Linked DNA regions of Homo sapiens: region 1 is linked to region 2. Evidence: chromatin loops called from intact Hi-C (ENCODE). Cell type or tissue: mammary epithelial cell. All regions are shown on one strand. Each heading gives the region's core, and the rest is flanking DNA. Links, peaks and the distances in the headings are about the cores only.

Region 1 (6,532 bases), core at 524-5,523, 79 kb before region 2:
GGGACCTCAGGACACATGGAATGACATGAGCCTGTGTTCTCTGGATTTTCTTGTTGCCTCTGTGCTGAACAAGCTGATAACTGGCACAGAGAGAAAACCCCCAACCCCTCAACAAAGCTGGTTGTCTTTAGCCAGTGGATGAAGAAAGGAGCAGCCTAGCAAGACAGAGTGCTTTTAGATGATAATGGCTACTCCAGCCAAACATCACAGAACACACAGTGGCTCCACTCCTACCTCCTACCTGAGCCACAAAGGCTGAGTGGGGAGAATAGTCCCCCACCCTAAAGAGGCTGCAATAAGGTACCTTTCAGCCTCCTGCTGGGTGGTGCCAAGGGAGACCTCATGGCGAGAGTCAAGACTAGAGTTCTAACCCAGGCAGTAGGTCAAGAAAAAAGTCACACAGATTCAACAGAAAGAAACTGTCTCTACAGATGACGTGGTCATCTACAGAGAAAATACCAAGGAATCTGTACAATAAATCCTAGAACTATTGAGTTCAGCAAAGCCACAAAATCCAAGTTCAACAACGTTTCTATACAGCAGCTGTGAACATGTGGACCTTGAAATTATAATAATATCATTCAACACAGTTTAAAACATGAAATAGGTGTGATAGAGTTTGGCTATTTGTCCCTGTCCAAATCTCATGTTGAAATGTAATCCTCAGTGTTGGAAGTGGGCCTGTTGGGAGGTTTTGGATGACGCGGGTGGATCCCTCATGAGTGGCTTGGGCTTTCCACTTAGTGAGAAGTGAGTTCTCACTCTGTTCACACAAAATCTGGTTGTTTTCAAGTATATGGCATTAACCACACCCATGTGTACTTTCTGTCTTTTGCTCCTGTTTTGGCCATGTAACATGCCTGTTCCTGGTTCACCTTCTGCCATGATTGTGAGCTTCCTGAGACCTCCCCAGAAGCTGATGCTGTTATGCTTCTTGTACAGCCTGCAGAACTGTGAGCCATTAAACCTCTTTTATTATAAATTACCCAGTCTCTGGTCTTTGTTTATAATAATGCAGTTTTGCAACAGCCTAATACAAGGTGCAAATCCAACAATACTTATACACAAATTATATGCTGAAAACTATAAAACACTGATAAAAGAAATTCAAGATTTAAATAAATGTGGACTATTCCATGATTATGTAATGGAAGATTTAGCATAGTAAAGATGTCAACTCGTTAAAAAAAGATATACCGATTTAACACAGTTCCTGTCCAAATACCAGAAATATTTTTTATAAAACAAGTTATTATGAAATATATATGAAGAAGCAAAGAAACTAGGATAACTAAAACAATTTTGAAAAAGGTATTAGGGTAGCTAAAAAAATAAAAAAGTAAAATAAAGTGGGAGGAATCAGTCTACCCAATGTGAAAATATACAGTAATAAAGACTGTGTGTATTTGTGGAAGGAGACATACACAGATCAAGGGAACAGAATAGAGAATCCAGAAGTAGGCCCAAGCAAACATACCCAAACCAAGTTTGGCAAAAATTCAAAAGCAATTCAAAGGAAGCACCTTAGCTTTTTCAATAAATGGAGCTGGGGTAATTGTACATCCAGAGGCAAATAAAGGAATAAATGAAGAATTAGCGGCAGCTCCACCTAGGTCACATCAGAAATTATATAAAAATTAATACTTTACAAAACTATTATACAAAGATTAACTCAAAATGAATCACAGACTTAAGTGTAAAATGTAAAACTATAAAACATTTAGGGGAAAAATCATGAGAGAAAGCCTTCAGGATCTACTACTTGGCATAGAATTCTTAGATTTAACACCAAAAACATGATCCATAAAAGAAAAACTAATAAATAGAATTTCATTAAAATTAAAAAGTTTTACTGTGTAAAAGATCATATTTAAAGATGAAAGGACAAGCTACAGACAGAGAAATATTTGTGGATCACATGTCCAACAGAGAACTAGTATCTAGAATATATAAAATAAATTATCTAAACTCAACAGTAAACAATAAAACAATCCAATTAGAAGATGGGCAAAATACATGAACAAGTATTTCAGTGATAAGAATATAGAGATGACAAATAAGCACATGAAATGATGTCGAATATTATTAGCCATTAGAAAAATGCTAGTTAAAACCACAATGAGATATTGTTACATAACTTTTAGCCTGGTTAAAATAAAAACTGTGACTACAGCAAATGGTGATGGAGATGAAGGAAAACTAGTGATATTGCTTGGATTTGTGTTCCTGCTCAAATCTCATGTTGAATTGGAGGAGGGGCCAGGTGGGAGGTGGATGGATCATGGGGATGGATTTCCCCCTTGCTGTTCTTGTGATAGTGAGTGAGTTCTCACGAGATCTGAGGGTTTAAAAGTGTGTGGCACTTCGCCCTCATTTCTCTCTCTCTCCTGCTTTGCCATGGTAAGACATGTTTGCTTCTCCTTTGCCTTCCACCATGACTGTGTTTCCTGAGGCCTCCCAGCCATGCTTCCTGTGGAACTGTGAGTCAATTAAACCTGTTTCCTTCATGAATTACCCAGTCTCAGGTAATTCTGTATAGCACTGTGAGAACGGACTAATACAACTATATTACTCATAAATTGCTGTTGGAAATGGAAAATAAAACAGCCACTCTGGAAAAAAATTTGGCAGTTTCTAAAAACTGTGATTTTCATATGTGATTATCATATGACTCACCAGTTCACAGAAAGCCTGTACACTAATGTTTTTAGCAGTTTTATTCATCATAGCAAAACTCTGGAAGCAGTCCAGATGTTCTTCAAAGCACACTGTGGTACACCCATAACACTGACTAATAGTCAGCAATAAAAAGGGACAAACCATTAGTTCATACACAACCTGATGAGTCTCCAGAAAACTATGTCAAGTGAAAATAGCTGATCCCAAAATGTTACAGTCCACTTACATAATATTCTTAAAATGGCATTTTATAGAAAGGGAGAATATTTGTTGTTGTGAAATATTCTGCATCTTGACCTCATTGTCAATGTCTTGGCTGTGATATTGTGCTATGGTTTTGCAAGATGTTACCATTGGGGGGAACTGGGTAAAGGGTATACGGGGTCTCTCTATATTACTTCTAGCATCTGCATGTAAATGTACAATTATTTTAAAAGAAATGGCTTAATTGAAAATTTGTCTCTATGCCTGCATGAGGCTGAATTTTCTTCTCAGTGCAGAAGTTATATATACTTTTTTTTTTAGAAAGTATGCTTATTTTTTAAAATATGCTTTTTATGGTAACATGTAATGATAATTAATTTTCAGTAATTTATAAATAAATATTTAGAAAATGTGTTTATTTTCACTTCTGGTACAGTAAAATAATAATAGATACAATCTAACAATTCAAAGGACTCAGAAAAGCATAAACTTTGAGAACTATTGAATTAGGCACTGGTCAATGCTCATAAACATATTCAACCTGTAGTTCATTTTGATTCTGTGGACATATTAAAATATATTATCCTCTCCAAAATGTAATATGAAACGGGACGATCAAAGGCTTAAACACTAGAGCCCCATTTAATTTAAACACAGATGACCAAATATTCCTGTACAGAAACCATAACAAGACTTTTTAAAAAGATGTCATGTTAACTCTGCCTAATTTTCTGATTGGAATTTGCAGACTTCATAAGCACTTATTTATCTCAGCATTTTACAGTCAAAGGCCCCCAAATAGCAACAAATTGCCCCAGAGTCAGCAGAGATATTCATGTTACTCAGTGATACATCTTTCTGATGAGGTCTTAAATATTGATTTTTAAAAATTTATTATGCATGAAGATGACATTTTTACCCCTGAAGGCAATTAGCAAGGAAATTGCAATTATTAGACCCCCTGAGCACCAGTTTTTCTTCCTGTGTGTTCCTCTGAGTATTACAAAATATTCTCATTTGTGATTTTTCTATCCTCATCTTGCCCCCTTACCACAGATAAATTAGTTCACAACAAACATAACAAATTCAGGGGTCAGCACTTTGTTAGCAAGTGTTTAAAGCGAAGTTTTGCTTTTGTGGTAAGTTACCATGAAGAGAAGTCCAGAACTGAGACTGGGCTGACATTGACAAATAGGACTTGTCTCTGATGCATCTGTGTCCACAGTGCTCTCTGCGTGCAGTGCCACTGTGGTGGCCCCTTCCCTTGTGCATATCTTTCTGGCTTTCAGGCATATTCTACCCTCTGTAATAGCTCTGGGGTGTGCCATCCAGATTTTACCTCCCCTCCAGGACCCAGATTTCTTGGGTCTAGGCACTGGGGGTGTTGACAGCTATGAACTTGGGGATTTCCTTTTTGGAGGATTATTCTACAGTGAAAAGAACCACCACGGCCAAGGTGACGCCCTCTCTCCAGAGGCAGCCCACCTCCAGTGACAGGTCAGTGGGGGCTGGAGAAAGGCCTGGCCCCTTCACCCCATTCAGGACAACTGGAAGGAGGCAAGCATCCAGGCTGCGACCTCCGCGGGACAGGCTGAGGCTCCCTTTGGGGACGCCTCACGGCTCAACCTCTCCCTCTGCCCGTCCTCCTCCTACATCTTGGTATGTGCATGTCCCCATCTCAGAATCTGCTTCCCAAGTCTCTTGACCTTCACGCAGCACCTGGGTGAATGTTGGATGAGGAACACGATGTTGACATAGCTTCAAAGTACTGACTCACAGATAATTAATACTGATTAATTATGACATACTTATTAATAACTTTACAGTGAGGAAATCTGACTGACACTACCTTAACCAGGAGGAGAAAGGTGCGTCTGGATAAGACGTGCTGAGCAGAATGCATCTCCGATAGGAATGCCTGTGGTATTCCTATCGGAAATGCAAACCTGCATTAAAACTTTAGTATTAATATTAATATGGAAAAAGTGTTTCCAGTTATTTATTATTTTTTTGTGCTTTATAACAGGGTTCTATTACACAACCATTTTTTTTCAACTAAATTACTTAATTTCTCAGCATAAAACACCAGCTACACCTGAATTGAGGCACATTATACATGGGAACCAGACTGTGTTCTTCAAAGATGCTCCAGTTATTAAAGACAGGGAAAGACAAGGAAACTGTTCCAAATGAAAGAAGACAAGAGAGGCACTAATGGGGTCAAACGCTCAGACCGACGTTTACTACTTACCACTATTTTTACAACGCTGTTTATTTTAGTATTAATATTAATATGGAAAATAGCAAACAAAATAAGACACATTCCCAAATGTTATTTTTTGTCTTTTGTAACAGGGTTCCATTATACAACCATTTTCCTTCAACTAAAATGCTTGATTCAAGTCTTAGGTTGTTTAATTGTAACATCTTTCACTCTAAAGCTTTATTACTTTGTCACTCGTTACTCTTCACCTTGGTTTTCTCCTCATATGGTGTTGTGTCTCTTTTTGTAACTTATTTTTTCAGGAAGCTTTTCTGAGGGACTTTTTTTCTCAGGAAGATTCATTAGCTAGTTGTCCTGAGTTTATATCTTTGATTTTGGACACGTTTTCCCCTCAAGTAATATCTACCTGGCTATATAATTATAGGGCCACAAGAATTCACGTATCTCTGTATTTGGATCTCAGTGTGATTTGTGTTAGGCGTGATGTCCTTCTGACTTTAACTTCATTCATTCATTCATTCATTCATTCAATTAAGAAATATTCAAAATATTTATTAGGCGCCAACTATTGTTTGATGCTGTGTTGTTCTGGCAACATGATGGTGAAAAAAATAAGACACCATGTTTTCTGATTATATGCTTTAAAAAATTTTCATTTTATTCTTGAAATTGCAAATTTTCACCAAGTTGTGTGTTCATGTTAGTATACTTAATATTGATTGCTCATCTCTTTCAAACTGTAAATTTACTGTTTCCTCCTGCTCCGTAAAGTTGTTACTAGTTTTATTCTTCTTTTAATTTACATTTCTAGTTTATGCAGAATAGATGTTCTTGTTTTAACTATGCTCTCATTAATTTATTATACTTTTTATTCTAACATATTTAACTTTTAAAATTTTTTCTCTGATCTGTTTCTTAGCATCCAGCTTAATGTCCATTGGTCCAACATAGTTTTATATAAAGCCATTGTGTAATTTTTCTGTTCTTAGACTGTTTCCTTTTTTATAGTAGTCAGCTGTTCTCCATTATGGCAAAATTTCTAAAAATTTCTTATTTTGCTGAAGAAATTGTTATAAAAGAAGAACCTAGTCTGATTTCTTAAAGTAATACAGCTCTCCATAACTGCAATCTCTTTATTTATATATGACTTTTTAATTACTTTTATCTGACCTTTACATAGAGTCATTTGTCTTCATCCCATATTTGAAATATAGATGGTCTTGACTAGTGTGAATGCAAGCTAAGGAGATCTGAATACGTAAAGGATATTTTCAGTTTACTTCTGCTCTTTGCTGTCCCACAGTTCCAGCAGTGCATGTGCTTGGGGGAAGGAATTCCTCTACAATCAAGGGGCTCATGGCAAGGCTCAGGTAAGTGGTATTCCTATACATTTGCTGTGGCATTCAGAATTAGCCAGGGAAGTGC
Region 2 (6,532 bases), core at 514-5,513:
ATGGCATTTCAATTGAAATAGAAAAACCTGGAAAATGTAATCAATAGCAAGCTCTGAAACTGTGGGCTCCCACTGACTGGGCCACTTGCTGGCATTATCATAAAAGGTGACACTGGGCCCGAGGTTGCCAGGACACCAAGAAGAGGGAAGAAGCCTGAGTCCCTGCCTCCCCAGGAAATGACTGACACCCCTCCAAGAAAGAAAATGTCCAATGCCCTCAACTGCCACTTACCTGTAATGGAACGGGAATAACCTCGTTTCCTCTTCCCTTCCTTGGGGCCACCGCAAATTACGAGTGGTGGGTTTTTATAATTTGCCTCATTGTTTGCCTCTGCCTCAATCTCTTAATATTCTTATGGGACTCCTGAAAGCTAAACACAACTCTCTTCTCAGCTCTGCCCCCAGGAATCCTGTTAGGAAGAGATTGTCTCTCCACAGGGATATCAAATTCACTGTGCCCCAGGGGACTCCTTAAGTCTTCCTTCCCCAGTGGCTTTGTCTGACTTCTCTGAGTCCATTCTCGCCTTCAAACTACCATACATTTAGCTAAAAATTTAAATCAACTACTAAACAGATTTTTCTCTTCTCTATGGACAACAATCAAACAAACAAACTTCACTGATACTGGATTTGTATGGAATGTACAATCCCTTAAAGTAGAAATAGGTCCTTCCATGCCTGTCCTCAAGATTCTCTAATATCATTTAAAATCAGAAGGACATGAGGGCTGTACTCAGTAGTCCCAGGTTTATTTGACAAAAACTTTTAGTCTCAGGCAGGGTGCGGTGGCTCACGTCTGTAATCCTAGCACTTTGGGAGGCTGAGGCAGTTGGATCACCTGAGGTCAAGAGTTCAAGACCAGCCTGACCAACATAGTGAAACCCCTTCTCTACTAAAAATACAAAAAATTAGCTGGGCATGATGGCACATGCTTGTAATCCCAGCTACACAGGAGGCTGAGGCAGGAGAATAGCTTGAACCTGGGAGGTGGAGGTTATAGTGAGCTGAGATCATGCCATTGCACTCCAGCCTGGGCAACAGAGAGAGACTCTGTCTCAAAAACCAAAAAAAGAAAAAAAAAACCAACTTCTAGTCTCCACTTGTAGTTTATGAATATTCCCATCTTAGTCATTAAAATCCTAAATGGGAAGGGTATCATTGAGTCCAAGATCTAAGACCTATCAATAAAATGGTCAAACCTGGGTTTCCCTGAGTGCTGACTCCTGCCACTGTACTGTCTGTTATCACTTACAACACTCAATATGTCACTGTCATCAATTTTTTTTCTGCCTTTTTTAGTATACCCCTTCATAAGGAATTCCAATACTTGGTTGCCTTCACCAGAAATATCCAACAATGTACGCAGACTAGTATGACCCAAGGATTTACAGAGGCCTCTACCTACCTCTTGAACACTCTAGGTGTCAATTTTTGTCTTCCCAAGTGACGCCATTTTACTCCAGTATGTGGATGACCTCCTTCTAGGTACTGAGAGTTAGGTCACTGAGCACCTTCTTAAGGCATGAGCAAGAGAGGATCACAGGGTGGCTAGAGACAAAATTCAGTGGCACTTACTATGTCTGTGGTATCTGGGCCACGGTAAAATTCTCTCCACAGACCAAACCTCTACTATTTAATACTTTCCTTTTTTTGAAACAAAGTAATGCTGAGAAGTTTTTGGGCCTTGCGAGATGTTGTAGGATATGGTACCTAATTTCTCCATAATTGCTGCAGTGCTCTGTGCCCTGATTAAGGAGTCATCTCCAAACCAAGTAGTCTGAGACTTGCTATCCAAAAATGCTTTTGATAATTTTAAGGGCTCTCTACTTTCACACCCCTCCCCCGTGCTTGGACTCCCCAGTTACTTCCTGACTTTTCCCTTGTTCATGGATAAATGTGGAGGTCATGCCCTGGTATATTATTCTAGAAACATAATGGATACCAGAGACCTCTGTAATATTGTATTTTGGCCTTGACCCAGTAGCTTGACCCATTAGCTAAGGCCTTTGAGCCATGACTGTTGCCTTTGAGCCATGGCTAGAACTGCAAAGCATGTCCAAAATACCACTGATGTGGTATTAGGTCAACCAAATGACACACATGTTCGCCTTGCTATACAGGCCCTTCTTGCTTAATGAAAACACATAGCACTTTTCTGCATCTTGACTTACCTCATGAAAGCTCACTACACTCTCCCTCTCAAATCACCGTATATCATCATCAAAACCCTAACCTTGCCAACCTTGCTTTCTTTGCCCTTTGATGGGATGCCACCATGAACGTGTCATTAACACTAGATCTTGTCCTGGGCTAGATTTATCGGAGAGCCCCTCCGCCAAGTTGACCTCAACCTTTGTGTCTATGGCTCCCTCTTTAGAGGGAGAATGGAACCTTCTGGAATGGATATGTCATCACTTATCAACACAAACCTCTTGAATATCAAGCCCTGACAAATGTTAAATCAGCCAGGGTGGCCAAGTTATTGCTCTCATTCAGGCTTGCAAAAAAGCAGAGGAAACAAAGGTTAGGGTTTATAGTACTGTTATAGCCACGGTACCTTTGAGGTAGTACATGATGTGGATATGTTGTAAAAGAGGATACATGACAGCAGCTTGTGCACCAGGCAAAAGCAGACATCTAACAGCAGAACCTCCAGAAGGATTGTTAGCACCCTGGTAGATGGCTAGTGTTAAAACTGAGGGACACAGTAGGAAAAGCTCGGCTGATGCCTGGAGAAATAAATTGGCCACTTATGTGTGTTAAATTAACAGCCATTTTCCCAACCACTCAAGGCAGCCAGACCCTTTCCAAACTTTGGAACGATGAGTCTGGGTCCCACTTCAAGGCCCTAAACACCTGGTAGAAGTATTCATCCCCTCCTTGGCTGCTTGGCTCAGACAAATGCTTTAAGATGCACTTAGGACACAACAAGGCCACCATTTGGCTGCTCTGAAGTCTACTGCCTGAGCCACTGTGTGGCCACACAACATGACTCAGTATGGAATGGACAAAATATGAGATATTTTAGACAAACAATAGTTCGGATTTTTTCATTTGTGTTTGGACCAAGCGATTGCCACTTGCCTCATCTGCCAGAAACATAACCCTGGAAAAAAACTGTGAAGTTAGGGCGAGGATGGCAAGCAACTTTCACTTCCTTCCACCAACCCGGACTCTTCCTGATGAAATCCCTCAGGAAGGTCAGTTGCCTCAGCATTCCTACAATGAATTTTCTCCACTTGGGGTATCCCCTATACCATCTCTAGTGGCAAAGAATCACATGCTATTCACAGAATTATACAGGAAATTCAAATGACAATAAACATTACACAAACACCCCACTTCTCTTACCAACCTCAGTCCCCAAGCACCATACAAAAAGCCAACAGCATCCTCAACACTAATCTGGCTAACCTATTTAAAGAATTGCACTGACCGTGGCCACCAGTGCTGCCTGTCACTCTATGACTCTGAGATCCTCCCCACTGTCTCCACATAAGTTCCGGCCTTTTCAAATTCTCACAGGTAAGGGCATGCACATGCCTTAGTCATCTGGGCTAGCAGAAGATTCTAAGGGACTCATCTCACATTCTTAGATACTGTGGAGGGCAATGAAATATACTCAGGACTATGATTGCTGTGTCAAGGCTGCCTCTTTTAGAACTTCCTGATTGTCCCTTACACAGCTTTACCAGGGGATCTAGTGCTCTGGAAACACCACCATCAAAAAACTGGAATTTAGATAGAAGGAAACGTGTACAGTTTTACTTATTGCTAACACTGTTGTTAAATTACAGGGTGTTCAATTTTGTGTTCCAGTTTTTCCACTAAAGAAATGCAGAAGTTATTAAGACTGGAGAAGTTTTCCATTCAGAGACCTCAAACCAAGCTCTGTGGAGAGCCTCTAGAGGCAAATGATAGCGAGAAGCATCAATTGTCCTAATATCCATGGAACAAGCAGCTGATGTTGTGAGGGGTCCAGTCAGCTTCTGCCCAGGACCAGGGAACAGCACACACCTAATTTGCCTTCCTACATCCTCCTGCTTTATCCTTGCCCTTTGCCTAGGAGTCCCCTGCTCTTCCCAACTCATTTCTCAAGAGTCGTTTGTGCCCACAGTAACTCCCTGCCTTCAGCATAACTTTTCTCGCCTGACTTTAATATTCAACTTCATGTTTTTGCCCCTACATTTAGGAGTTTCTGCTCCTTCCCTGACCTTTTCTTTTCTTACCTCTTAGTAAGACTTCTTCACCCACACAACCTTTGGAAAGCCTGGCCCCACTAGTCACTTCTTCCCACAACATCACAGAGTGTAATGCTGTGCCCCCTTTCCCATGGACACATCTAGAATTTCCCAGATTTCTTTGATCAATTGAAATGCTTTTTTTATTTTTTTATTTTTATTTTTTTGCTATGGCCCTTTCTTTCTCTTCACCTTCCTAAACCAGACTATAGTAATACATCATGAGAAAACCTTGAATCTATGCCTTTCTATTTTCACAAAGGTCATGTCTGTATTATTTTAGTTACACCAGTGTCCCCTTTCTGGGAATGAGCGTTTGCCATCACATTTACCTAGCATTACACTAAATCCAAAATAAAGCATCCAAGCTACAGATTCCTGAGACATCCCTCATACAAATGGAATTCTCCTCAATGCCCCACCCAACCTAATTTACTGGACCAAAATGAACCACATGTGGACTAACCACCTCTGGCAAATTCTTTTCCATCCTCAAAATGTGAATTATCTTGGCAGCTTCAGCAATTGGATAATTATTTATATGACCCTGGCTAGCTCCTGATGGTTCTAACTTTTTCTGTGGAACTCATGCCTATTGGCTGTTTCCGGCCAACTGGGCAGATTCTTGTTATCTCTCCAATCTTACTATTCCCTTTATCATACTCAATTCCTCATAATGTTTTTATTTTTGAGACAGAGCAGAGACCTGTCTTAGGAGCCTGCCAGGACTCTCTCCCCTACCAGGAAAATCTTGAATTCCTTCAAGGGACACTCCAGGCATCTAGCTAGCCCTGAGAAGTAAATGAGCAGCTTGGTAGCAATTAGGCAATAGGAGCTTAAAACAACAGCCAAGGACGTTAGAGTCATGAGATATTCCCTATAGCAACTAAAGATAGCATTTTAACATAGGTCTCTGAGTTGTTTTTCAGAAGCCCAGATCCCTACCCAGTGGATCCATGGACACATAGACCTTGGATAAGAGGGAACTGAAAACTGAACTCTGGCCATCATTCTTTGTTCTTCCTGAGGGCCTGGAGGAAATCACACCCATGAGCCAAAGCTAACATTCCTTTCTTCTGACCCCAAGTTTTAAGACAAATCTTTGCCTCCTTAACCAATCACAAATCAGAAACTCTACCTATGACCTGTAAGTTCCCACTTCAAGATGACTCACCTTTTAGGTCAAACCAATGTACAGTCTCCATGTATTGATGTATGACTTTGCCTATGCCCTCTGTCTCTATGCCTTTAAAAATCCTTACTTGCAAGCCATTGGGGAGATTGAGCCTTAAGAATGAACGGTGTGATTCTTCTTGCTTGGTGCCCTGCAAATAAATGCCCGTTCTTCCCCTGCAAACCTCAATGTGGGTGTTTGGCCTTAAGGCACCAAGAGAGCTGACTCCAGTTCAGTTCAATAACCTTTTCTTGAATTATTTCTAAACGCATCAGTCACTGCCTTCTGTTCACCTTTCTCTCATCATGGAAACAAAAGAGGTGTCCAGGACATCACAAGTTCCCTTGTAGATGATCTCTGCTCTGGTAGGTTATTTATAGAAAGCAGCTACAGAACTGGGCCTATATTCCATCCATGATCTCCCTACTTTTTGGAAAAGAATTGCCACTTTTTGGAAACCATCCCAAGGAACCTATCACCTGGCTGAAAAAGTTCAATTCCACAACAGCATCATCTACTCATTGCAGAAGCAACTCTCCTTGTGCCTGAACAATGCTACCAATGGCCTCCAATCCCTGGCTCACCCATGACAGGAAAACCGTGCATGCTGCCCTCTATAGCCACACTGTCTTCAACAGGATCCTGGCTGCAGAAGCAGGTGCTCGAGTGGTGGTTGGAAACAACTGGTGCATCTTCCTCCTGACAAACTGTCTTAAATCTTTCCTATAACCAAGAAGGTTGTAGAGGCAAACAAGAAATCTGTTTCATCACTGCCATTTTACTAACACCAAGGAAAGATTGTAGGTCCTGGGATGTTTTTGGTGATCCCTGAAGACCTGCAAAGTTGGGCTTATAGATTGACTCAGCCTGTTATCTTTGCTGTTTCTCTTCATAGCTATTCTTCTCTAAATGTCATAAGGCTCGCATGCATAGTACAGCAATTGAAAGCTTTCACCAAGTCTCAACAGGTGGTTCAGCTGCTCCCAATGAACAAAAGATGCTCGAATGAGAAAAGGACTTATATTATTCAAAGGAAAAAGAATTCATCTGGTAAAGAGGAGGAACTGACAAGACACTCTCCATGACCAAACTTTTGTCCGGCTCCTCACAACCTTCT

The links. A loop is a pair of places that touch in the nucleus more often than their neighbours do. Peaks named below come from ENCODE experiments on the same cell type or tissue, not always from the same donor. Only the 100,000 strongest peaks of a DNase experiment are listed, where the experiment ranks them.
Region 1: a loop joins it to region 2, with 2.5 times the contacts of the local background. A loop is called at or near these places in 1 of 110 quality-filtered maps.

Annotation. Positions count from the first base shown.
Region 1 is chr7:54,257,264-54,263,795 of GRCh38, reverse strand. No RefSeq gene overlaps it. Among named protein-coding and RNA genes, the nearest start is that of LINC01445, 70 kb to the left of the region's middle. In mammary epithelial cell, for the core only: no CTCF peak of the experiment used is centred there; a DNase peak (open chromatin) is centred at 2,745; H3K27ac peaks cover 1,281 bases.
Region 2 is chr7:54,177,999-54,184,530 of GRCh38, reverse strand. No RefSeq gene overlaps it. Among named protein-coding and RNA genes, the nearest start is that of LINC01445, 150 kb to the left of the region's middle. In mammary epithelial cell, for the core only: no CTCF peak of the experiment used is centred there; a DNase peak (open chromatin) is centred at 3,530; H3K27ac peaks cover 1,934 bases.